3 separate regions of the Homo sapiens genome follow, and regions 1 and 2 are each linked to region 3. The links are chromatin contacts, found by Hi-C in ENCODE. All regions are on one chromosome and are shown on one strand. Each heading gives the region's core, a stretch centred on a gene start or an enhancer-like site at or near the end of the contact. The rest is flanking DNA. Distances are from core to core; before and after follow the strand shown.

Region 1 (2,700 bases), core at 50-2,549, 390 kb after region 3:
GTGAATGATGCAGCCTGGGATGCCGATGAACAGGGACACTCCTCTCTCCGGACAAGTCCCTCCTGTGGTAGGAACTGTTTATGTCCTAAGGACTCACTGGAGGGGACAGCCAGGAGCCCCTGGCTCGTATTGTATCCCTCTTCCAGGCGGTGTGACCCAGTGTGAGTTAGCCAGTGTCTCTGCTGTGAATCACACATCAGCAGCATTGGTGGGGCTGGTGGAAGCGGCTGCAGAAAAGAAAGGGTTGCTTGCATACTCATGTCAGGTGGGCCCGGTGTCCCCAGTTCAGACAAGAGTGTGACTGTGCAACTGCCCTGCGGAGCTGGCGGTTCCCTGGGGAAGCTGACTTTGGTTCCACCTGAGATGCTGCTTCCAGGTCCCCTGATCTCATATGGCTGCTCCAGAGGCTTTGGGAGTTGGGTCCTCTTTTCCTAGTTTTTCCTTTCCATGCCTGTCTTACTGGGCACTGAAGGCTGATTGTGTCAAATGATTTGTCCCTCTGCTAGTCACTTGCCAATGCCCTTGGAAAGGATGATTTGATGATTAGGCAGGTGCGATGAGTCATAGTAGTGTTTTAATTCACCCTTGCAGATAGCTCACGGCCTATATTCTGATATTTCTATTCTTTTTTTTCTTTCTGTTGTCCGGCATACTCCTCACCTCCGTGCTGAGAGGTCTTGAAAATAAAATAGCACAAAGGGCTTAGTGAGGCTAGACCATTTCCTGAATTGTTTGGCCACTGTTAAACAGGCCCTGGGGGCCTCTGGAGTGACCTGGACTTGTTGGGGAGTTGGGGTCAGAGGGCTGGGCTGGTGGCGCTGGGTCTTCTTACAGATTCCAGTAGTGGTTTACATGTTCTGATGCCTGAAAACAGAACTAGGTGATGTTTTAGAAGAGACATTGAATTAGATGATGTGAGGTTTTCCTGCTGCTCTATTTTGAAGGTTCCATGAAGAAAGCTGACAGTGAGAATGGGTGTGCCAGGTCTGTAGAGTAGACCCATTTTACAGATGACCAAGGGTTCAAGCAGCCCACAGCCTGGAAGAACAGTAGTTGCTCCAGAACCCTGGGCGGGGGAGGCGGGGGGGAGGCGAGCATTTTTTTTCAAAAGGCGCAGGCTGTGGAGAAGTGAGTCCAGGATCTGGGTAGGGGTTGTGGTTGCCCCCCTAAATGTTGCTGCCCTTGCACTGGCACATTCCTGCTGTTTTCTTCTGCTCAGCAGAGCCGAACGGCTCTCACTTCCTGGCTAGCTCTGTGTGCTGCCCCACCCCCTCTTGGCGAGCATTGCCTGTGTTTGTTATTGTAGTCCTGGCTCCAGGCCAGGCCTGGCTGCGAGCCAGACTTGTGGGTACAGTATGTACAGTGAGTGCTGAGCCAAGTTTGTCATCATACACCATTAATTTTTTTTTTCTAATCTGGTTGGGGTGGGGTGAAGGAGGAGGCAAGAAAAGAGTTTCTCCGATGCTTGAGAATAGGCCGCATTGAATTCCGCAGAGATGTCATTTCTGAAAGGCAGACGGAGCTCCGGCTTGTTCTTCCTTCGCAGTTTTTCCTCCTTTCTCTCCCTGTCGTCCTCCTCTCCTCTTCATTTCCCTATCACGCGAAATCAGCCTGCAGGAGATCGACAATGCAGGTCTTATTTTCAGTGACTAGAATACTAAATTTACACTGCTAAATCAGTTTTCATTGTGTTGAAATTGACAATTTGTTTAATTAGAAGTTTGCCCTGTAGGAGGCCCTTCTGAGAGACAGTGCCTTCCCTTTTTCTCTCTCCCTTACTTTCTGTTTTAAGGGTTTTTAAAAGAGCCTAAATGGTAGTAGTGAATTTCAGTTTAATTGAAGTTTTAATTTCAATTCGAATGTGTGAATTAATCAAGTGTTTATGGGCTATACCTGATGATCACAATAAGTTTAAACTAACTATCAATAACCAAACTCATTAACTAATGAGATGATCTGGCCAGGCCCTGCATTCTCAGAGGTGGTTTTGGGGGTCAGAAGGGTTTGCGTGTTGGGGAAAGAGGCTTGGGGTGGGAAGAGAGATGACCTCCAAGGCTTTGCAAAGCTAGCCCTGATGGAGGGTGAAGCTTGGGTGTAGGACTGTGGCCCTTCCCCTTCCTGTGTCCCAGGAAGACTCTGAAACCTCCCTCCTCACCCTCTGCTACCTTACCCCTTTTGGGGATCTGGCATTGAAGCATCTGTTGATCCACTGTCTCTTCGCCACTCCTTGTCGTAACACGAGAAGTGATTCCTAGCTCTGAGGTGTCCATGCAGAGACCACAGACACATGCAGTGACTCAAATTGGTTCTGAGATGGGCCAGTGTAAGGTTTCCCATTAGGTAGATTTCCCACAGCTTGGCTTAACGTCCTGGTGGCTTATAAGTGAGCATGCCTAGAACTGCTTGTCCCTATTTTTGACTCGGCTGCATACGATTAGGGTTTGAGTATTCATGTGGCCTGCTCCTATTCTGGGAGTGTCATTCATTTTTGGAGCCAGAGGATGTTTAATAAGCACGAATTGTGTGTCAGGCTCTGTGCACTTAACAGTGAAGACTGCTACAACATCCCTGCCCTCAAGGAGCTTAAGTCTAGAGTGGGAGATGAGTATGACTATGCAATCATCATACAAGATGGTAATGTGTGCAAAGTGCTAAGAAATCTAGGAGAAATTCAGAGTAGGAGAGTGTTTTGTGCCAGAG
Region 2 (2,845 bases), core at 230-2,729, 300 kb before region 3:
ATCTAGCTCCCTAAGGAGGAGCAAGGATTGGCCTAAAAGGTTTGTAGCCTGGTCAAAATACAGAAAGGCTTGGATCTGCAGAAGGATCTGGAGTGGGATCCACAAAGTGCCTTGCACCTCACTCCCTCACCCCCTCACCCAACCTCAAGAGCCACCGAAAAAAAAGTAGTGGGGTGTCAGGTGGGGCAACAGTGACTTGCTCAGACAGCTTCCTTGTGGCTGAGAGCAAGCGCCTGTCCCCACGGAGCTGCACTGCTGTGACTTGTGTCCATGGTGAAGCCTGTTATGTAGACGCACACGCACCCTCTTACCTCTGCTCTTCAAGAGGAAGCACTCAAGGGCTGCCCGCCTCAGACAGGGATAGGGAAGCGCTCTGTCTGGTGCTTAGAGGTGTCTCTTGTCTCCGCATACCACCCTAGAGGGGCTCTCGGTCCATCATAGAGCCGGGCCGAGAGCCGGGCGGTCACCCTCCGCTACTGCCGCCACCGTCGCCTGCACTGCCGGGTAGAAACGGGTCTGGCACCCAAGCCTCCCTCCCCGACTAGGTGTCAACCCAAGAGAAGGCGAAGGAGAACGAAAGTTCAGGACCAAGGACAGCGGCAACCGTGGGAGCGGGAGAATCCAGCCAGAATCTGCCTCTCCCCCATCCTTAGCTTCTGCCTTAGAAACTGAAAAGGGTCAGGTCGCACCAACACAGAGTTGCCAAAAACAGCCCTTCTTCCTCCGGAAGAAGTCGGAAACTCTGGCCGCGAGCCCCGGGTCTCGCGCTTGGGTGCTGGGGGAAGTGCCCTCCCGAGATTGTGGGGAGCGGCCTCCCTCCCGCCCTCCGATGCCGCGGCTCCGCCGTGCTGCCCTGGGCGCCCCGCGGGGAGGCTGCCCCAGCTGCGCCCGCTCGTGCTCGGGGAGAGGATTCCCTTCTAAGTGGCGAGGAGGCTACTGAGAAGGAGGGAGAGGGGATAGCAGCCGCGGGCTCCAGACGCCCTCTGCCCCCGCCCGACGGGGAGCCCATGCAGAGCCGGATCCCAGGCGGGCGCTCCCGAGCAGGCGGCCAGGAGTGGCCGCACAAACTTCTGGTCCTGGCCTCGCTCCCCTTGGAGGTCCCTCCTCCTCTCCCCGTGACACTGAGTCGCCCGCCGCTCCATCCGGCCGGTGCTTACCTTCAAGCCATAGGGCGCCCGGGGGCAGAGACGGCGCCGGCTGCTTGAGGCTTCCAGCTCCCGCCGCATCCACGCGCGGCCGCCCCTCCGGCAGCCGTCCGGGGCCGCCACTCTCCTCGGCCGGTCCCTGGCTCCCGGCCCCGCCGCGCCGTTCAGAGCCCCGGCGGGCAGCAGCTCGGCCGGCTCTGGCCCGCGGGGAGCAGTGGACGGGCCGCGGCGGGGCGGGGCGGGGCGGGGCCGGGCGCGGGGCGGGCGGGCAGGAGGGAGCGCGGGGACGGGGCGGAGGCGGCGCGGTGCGCGCGTGAGGCTGCCGGTTCGGCACTGAAGCTGGACAGCTCTGCGGCGCCCGAGCGCGGGGAGCGCGGGAGGGAGGTGCCCCGGTCCCCGCCCCTGAGACAGGCCCCGCCCCCGCCCCCCACCAAAGGAGCTGTACCTCCTCGGCGATCCCCGGCCTGAACGGGTAGGAGGGGTTGGGGGATTCCGCCATCCCTTGTTTTGAGGCGGGAACGCAACCCTCGACCGCCCACTGCGCTCCCACCCACACCCAGAGTAATAAGCTGTGATTGCAGGCTGGGTCCTCACCGTCTGCTCGCCAGTCTTCTCCTTTGAGGACTCAGAAGCCAAGGGTTGCGGGAGGCACCACCCATCCAGCAAGTCAGGCAAGGAGAGGAGGTGTTGGAAGAGGTCCGCATCCGTTTTCTGACTTCAGGTCTTGGAATCTATGTAGTCAGTTCTATTGCTGGACTCATCCAAAGGAAAAAGCCTGTTTGGAGTTGACCTGACATGGAAATGCAAAAGGAGGCCTCAGGGGTTCCAGCTCACCCTTGACTCCAAACTGAGGTGTGTGAGGCAGGGAGTGGGGAGAGGGAGAAAGAGATAGAGTGGTGAAGGGTGTTCCGCTGCTACCCTGCCCACTGTCATTTGGGCTGCAGAGGAACCTCGTTCTTCTCCCCTTTTCTTCCTCTCTCCTTTTCTTTCTTTTCTTTTCTTTTCTTTCTTTCTTTCTTTCTTTCTTTCTTTCTTTCTTTCTTTCTTTCTTTCTTTCTCTTTCTTTCTTTCCTTTCTTTCTTTCTTTCTTCCTTCCTTTCTTTTTCTTTCTTTCTCTTTCTTTTCTTTCTTCTGCAGCAATTAGTTACCAACTGTCCTCAGTTTGCCAGATTCTGTGTCAGATTCAGAAGTCACACACAGAAAGAAAACCAGGCCCCTGATCCCGCACCCTGGCAATCCAGAGAGGGGACCCCCAGGGAAATAACTGAGGCTTAAACAGGTGCTGTGAAGCACAAAAAAGCGAGACTTTACAGGAACCGGGCATTGAAGGAGCAACACCAGTTCCCAAGGGGAGAAGGTGGCACAACACTCCAGGGAGAGGGAAGAGCAGGGGCAGAGGACTGACTCTGCAGAGCAGGGAGTCGGCCCTGCATGGCTGGAATCCAGCCTCTCTGGGCCACAAGGATTAACTTCATCTCAGCATTTCCTCCAATGACACACACAATTATAGAAAGTGAGGGCTGGAAAGGACCTTAACATTCATCCAATTCCGCCTCACCTCAGAAGGGAGAACTGAGTCCCAGAGAGATGGAGTGTCCTTGCAAATCCCACAGAGTCCAGCACTGAACCGTCCCCCTCTCCAGAGGCACAAAACAGCACCTCTCTCAAATGCAGCCATCTCTGGAGGCACGGGAGCAGAG
Region 3 (2,752 bases), core at 68-2,567:
CTACTTAAAATTCAGGAAACTACTTTTGTAAAATCAAGAGCTGTTAGGAAGGGTTATACCTGTGCCCTTATGGTGTGTGGCAAACTTGCTCCCTCGAAACCCTACTTGACTCAGATACACAAAATTTTAAATGAAAGCAACTGAAGATGTGGACAAATACTGGCAAGGTAACAATATCAGTACAAAGCAAAACTGTGTGTGGCTACGTGCTTCCAGTTTTTGTATCAATCTCAAGGCAGCAACGTTTACGTAGGTACCAATGACACTCAGCACAGCTTCATGTGCTTGTAGATGAAGTTTTAAAACCACATTAAGAGGCCGGAGACGGTGGCTTACACCTGTAATCCCAGCACTTTGGGAGGCCGAGGCGGGTGGATCACCTGAGGTCAAGAGTTCGAGACCAGTCTGGCCAACATGGTGAAACTCCGTCTGTACTAAAAATACAAAAAAAAAAAAAAAAAAATTAGCCAGGCGTGGTGGCACGCGCCTGTAATCTCAGCTACTCGGGAGGCTGAGGCAGGAGAATCGCTTGAACCCGGGAGGCAGAGGTCGCGGTGAGCCGAGATCACTCCAGCCTGGGCGACAGAGCAAGACTCCATCTCAAAAGATAGATAGATACATAAAAATAAAAACATACTGAGGGTTTGGGTTTGTTTTTTTTTTAATGTCGGGGAGGAGAAAGGTGCAATCCTCCAGGCTATTTTATTCATCAACAAATCAAGGAGTGGGTGGAGGAAATAAACACTCATCGATGGAAGAAGGGGAAGGGGGATCCTGTCTTTTCTATTCCTCTCCTGCGCTCGCTCCCTAGCTTCCTCGGAGCTTCCAGTTGCTCCTCCCGCTCTGCTGGTCTCTTCAGTCTCCCTCTTCCCGCGGCACACCCCTCCCCAACATAACTCCACTCTCCAGTGCTCTCCAGCCACCGCCTGTTCGTCCCCACAGTCCCAGGTCTCCTCGCCTCCTCAGTTCCCAACCCCTGTGTGGGCTCCCCTCCAAGATCCCTCCTCAATCCACACATTCTGGGCCCCTCCACTCCTCATTCAGCCCCCACAACTAGATCTCCCCAACAGGCCCCACTCTGCTGGTCCCCACTCTGTCTGCCCTTAGCCCCTGACTCCTCTCTCCAGTCCCTTCACACAAGGACCCGGAGTCCCCTTCCAGTCAGCAGACAGCTGCCCCGCTCTCACCTTGATCTCCTCCACCCGCCGGGTCAGGCGGCTGATCCGGGTCCCCAGATCCTCCTTTTCCAGCCTCCCGGAGTGTGCCAAAACTTCTGTCACGAACGAGGCCATGGCCAAGACGGGAACCAACGCTGACTGGGTCACTCTCGTAGCCAGCGCCGCAGCTCCCGTCCCGCCGGCCGTCTTGACGCGAGGCCTGCCGGGAAACGGAGTCTCGCGGGCCTCAGACCGCCGCCCGGAAGGCGAGGGGCGCACTACAACTCCCAGCAGGCACCGCGCCAATCCCGAGATGGGATTTCCACGGTGTCCCGTAGTTGGCAAACTGTAAGCAGACGCGTTTTCTTCCTTAGTTGTTTTCAAAGTTCGTTGCTTCCCGCCCGTTTTTCACTGGAGGAAATTAAACGTTTTTAATAACCAGGTCTAACTGAACCTTTCTAAACTTCAAAAGGCTTACTTGTAAAATTATCTAACTGAAAGAGCCAACGAGCCCATCTCGATCTTTTTTCCTCAACTTTTATTGGGCCGCTGTGGCACCAGAATCTACGAATGGCGCCCTCTAGAGTTGTGTAAAGAAGTGGCGTCACCTCATTATAAATAAAAGGTTGCTTATAATTGCATCTATGTACATATATTACATCTACGTGATACATTACACATTTACATTACCTACATTACATATTTATATTACTTAGATATACATAATATTAGTCCTGTGTGAACAAGATACTTAGTACTTTCTGTCATATTATAAATATATAAATGTGTCAAAAGCTTTTAAAAATGGTTTCATTATTTTAATGCATTGCATACAGAAAGATGTTCACAATATTCTATGTATACTATGATTCCTTTTTAAAAACTTAAGTGTATAACCATTGGTCAGAAAACAAAAAGTATGTAAGTATGTATGTAAAGGACAGACATCAAATTATCCTATGGGTGGTGGATTTATGGTATTTATTCTCTTCTCTGCCCTTGCTTTCTCTATTTTTCTGCAGTAAACATACACAGTCCTCCCTTGGTATGGGGGGATTGGTTCCAGAAACCTCCCCTGCCCCAGTAGCAAAATCCGTGGATGCTCAAGTCTCTTACATAAAATGATGTAATGTTTACAAGTAACCAGCACACATCCTCCCCATACACTTTAAATCATCTCTTGATTACTTATAAGACCTAATACAAATCAATCTAAATGCTATAGAGTCGTTATATTGTATTTTGATTTGCATTATTTTTTGTTGTTGTATTGTTATTTTTTATTAGTTTTTTCCAGAATATTTTTGATCTGTGGTTGGTTGGATCCGTGGATACCAAGAGCCAGATGTACTGTTTTGATTAAAAGGTTTTTGGTTTTTTAAAAAGATATATTGTGAGGGTTGACCCCAAGTAGGCACTGACTCTAAGATCCCTGACAATTGTTAAGTGTCTTTGAGACAATCTGCTTATCCCAGTGAAGCAAGGGCCAATTCACATGCCATGAGCAAAGGAAACAAAACTGGGATTGAGAGAGGAAGCACTGAAAACAGCCAAAACATCCTGAGAAACTCCCTTCCTTGGAAAACCAAATCAAT

The links. Hi-C counts contacts between places; a loop is a spot of excess contacts on that map. Pooled maps may share reads with other maps.
Region 1: a map of mammary epithelial cell shows a loop between it and region 3 (6-fold over the local background). The contact joins the enhancer-like site here to the promoter of ZW10 in region 3. A Hi-C loop is called at or near these places in 5 of 168 maps with a recorded cell type or tissue (CD4-positive, alpha-beta memory T cell, CD8-positive, alpha-beta T cell, mammary epithelial cell and 1 more) and 10 of 50 pooled maps.
Region 2: a loop to region 3 is called in a pooled map, with 3 times the contacts of the local background. The contact joins the promoter of DRD2 here to the promoter of ZW10 in region 3. A Hi-C loop is called at or near these places in 3 of 50 pooled maps.

What each region holds. Positions count from the first base shown.
Region 1 is chr11:114,158,857-114,161,556 of GRCh38, forward strand. All of the region lies in intron 3 of ZBTB16 (zinc finger and BTB domain containing 16), which reads left to right. Among named protein-coding and RNA genes, the nearest start is that of ZBTB16, 100 kb to the left of the region's middle. RefSeq lists enhancers at 721-1,222, 1,223-1,722. Within about 2 kb of position 1,300, at least 30 of the 41 ENCODE cell types and tissues checked have a DNase peak (open chromatin) inside an H3K27ac peak, as active enhancers do; they include mammary epithelial cell, where a contact is called at or near this core.
Region 2 is chr11:113,473,919-113,476,763 of GRCh38, forward strand. DRD2 (dopamine receptor D2) reads right to left here and starts at 1,480. Exons shown (of 8, transcript NM_000795.4): 1 at 1,158-1,480. It overlaps LOC105369501 (a long non-coding RNA gene), which reads right to left. Exons shown (of 6, transcript XR_948024.2): 6 at 1,611-1,935.
Region 3 is chr11:113,772,375-113,775,126 of GRCh38, forward strand. ZW10 (zw10 kinetochore protein) reads right to left here and starts at 1,318. Exons shown (of 16, transcript NM_004724.4): 1 at 1,188-1,318. The coding sequence starts at 1,292. RefSeq lists enhancers at 1,049-1,318, 1,449-1,508.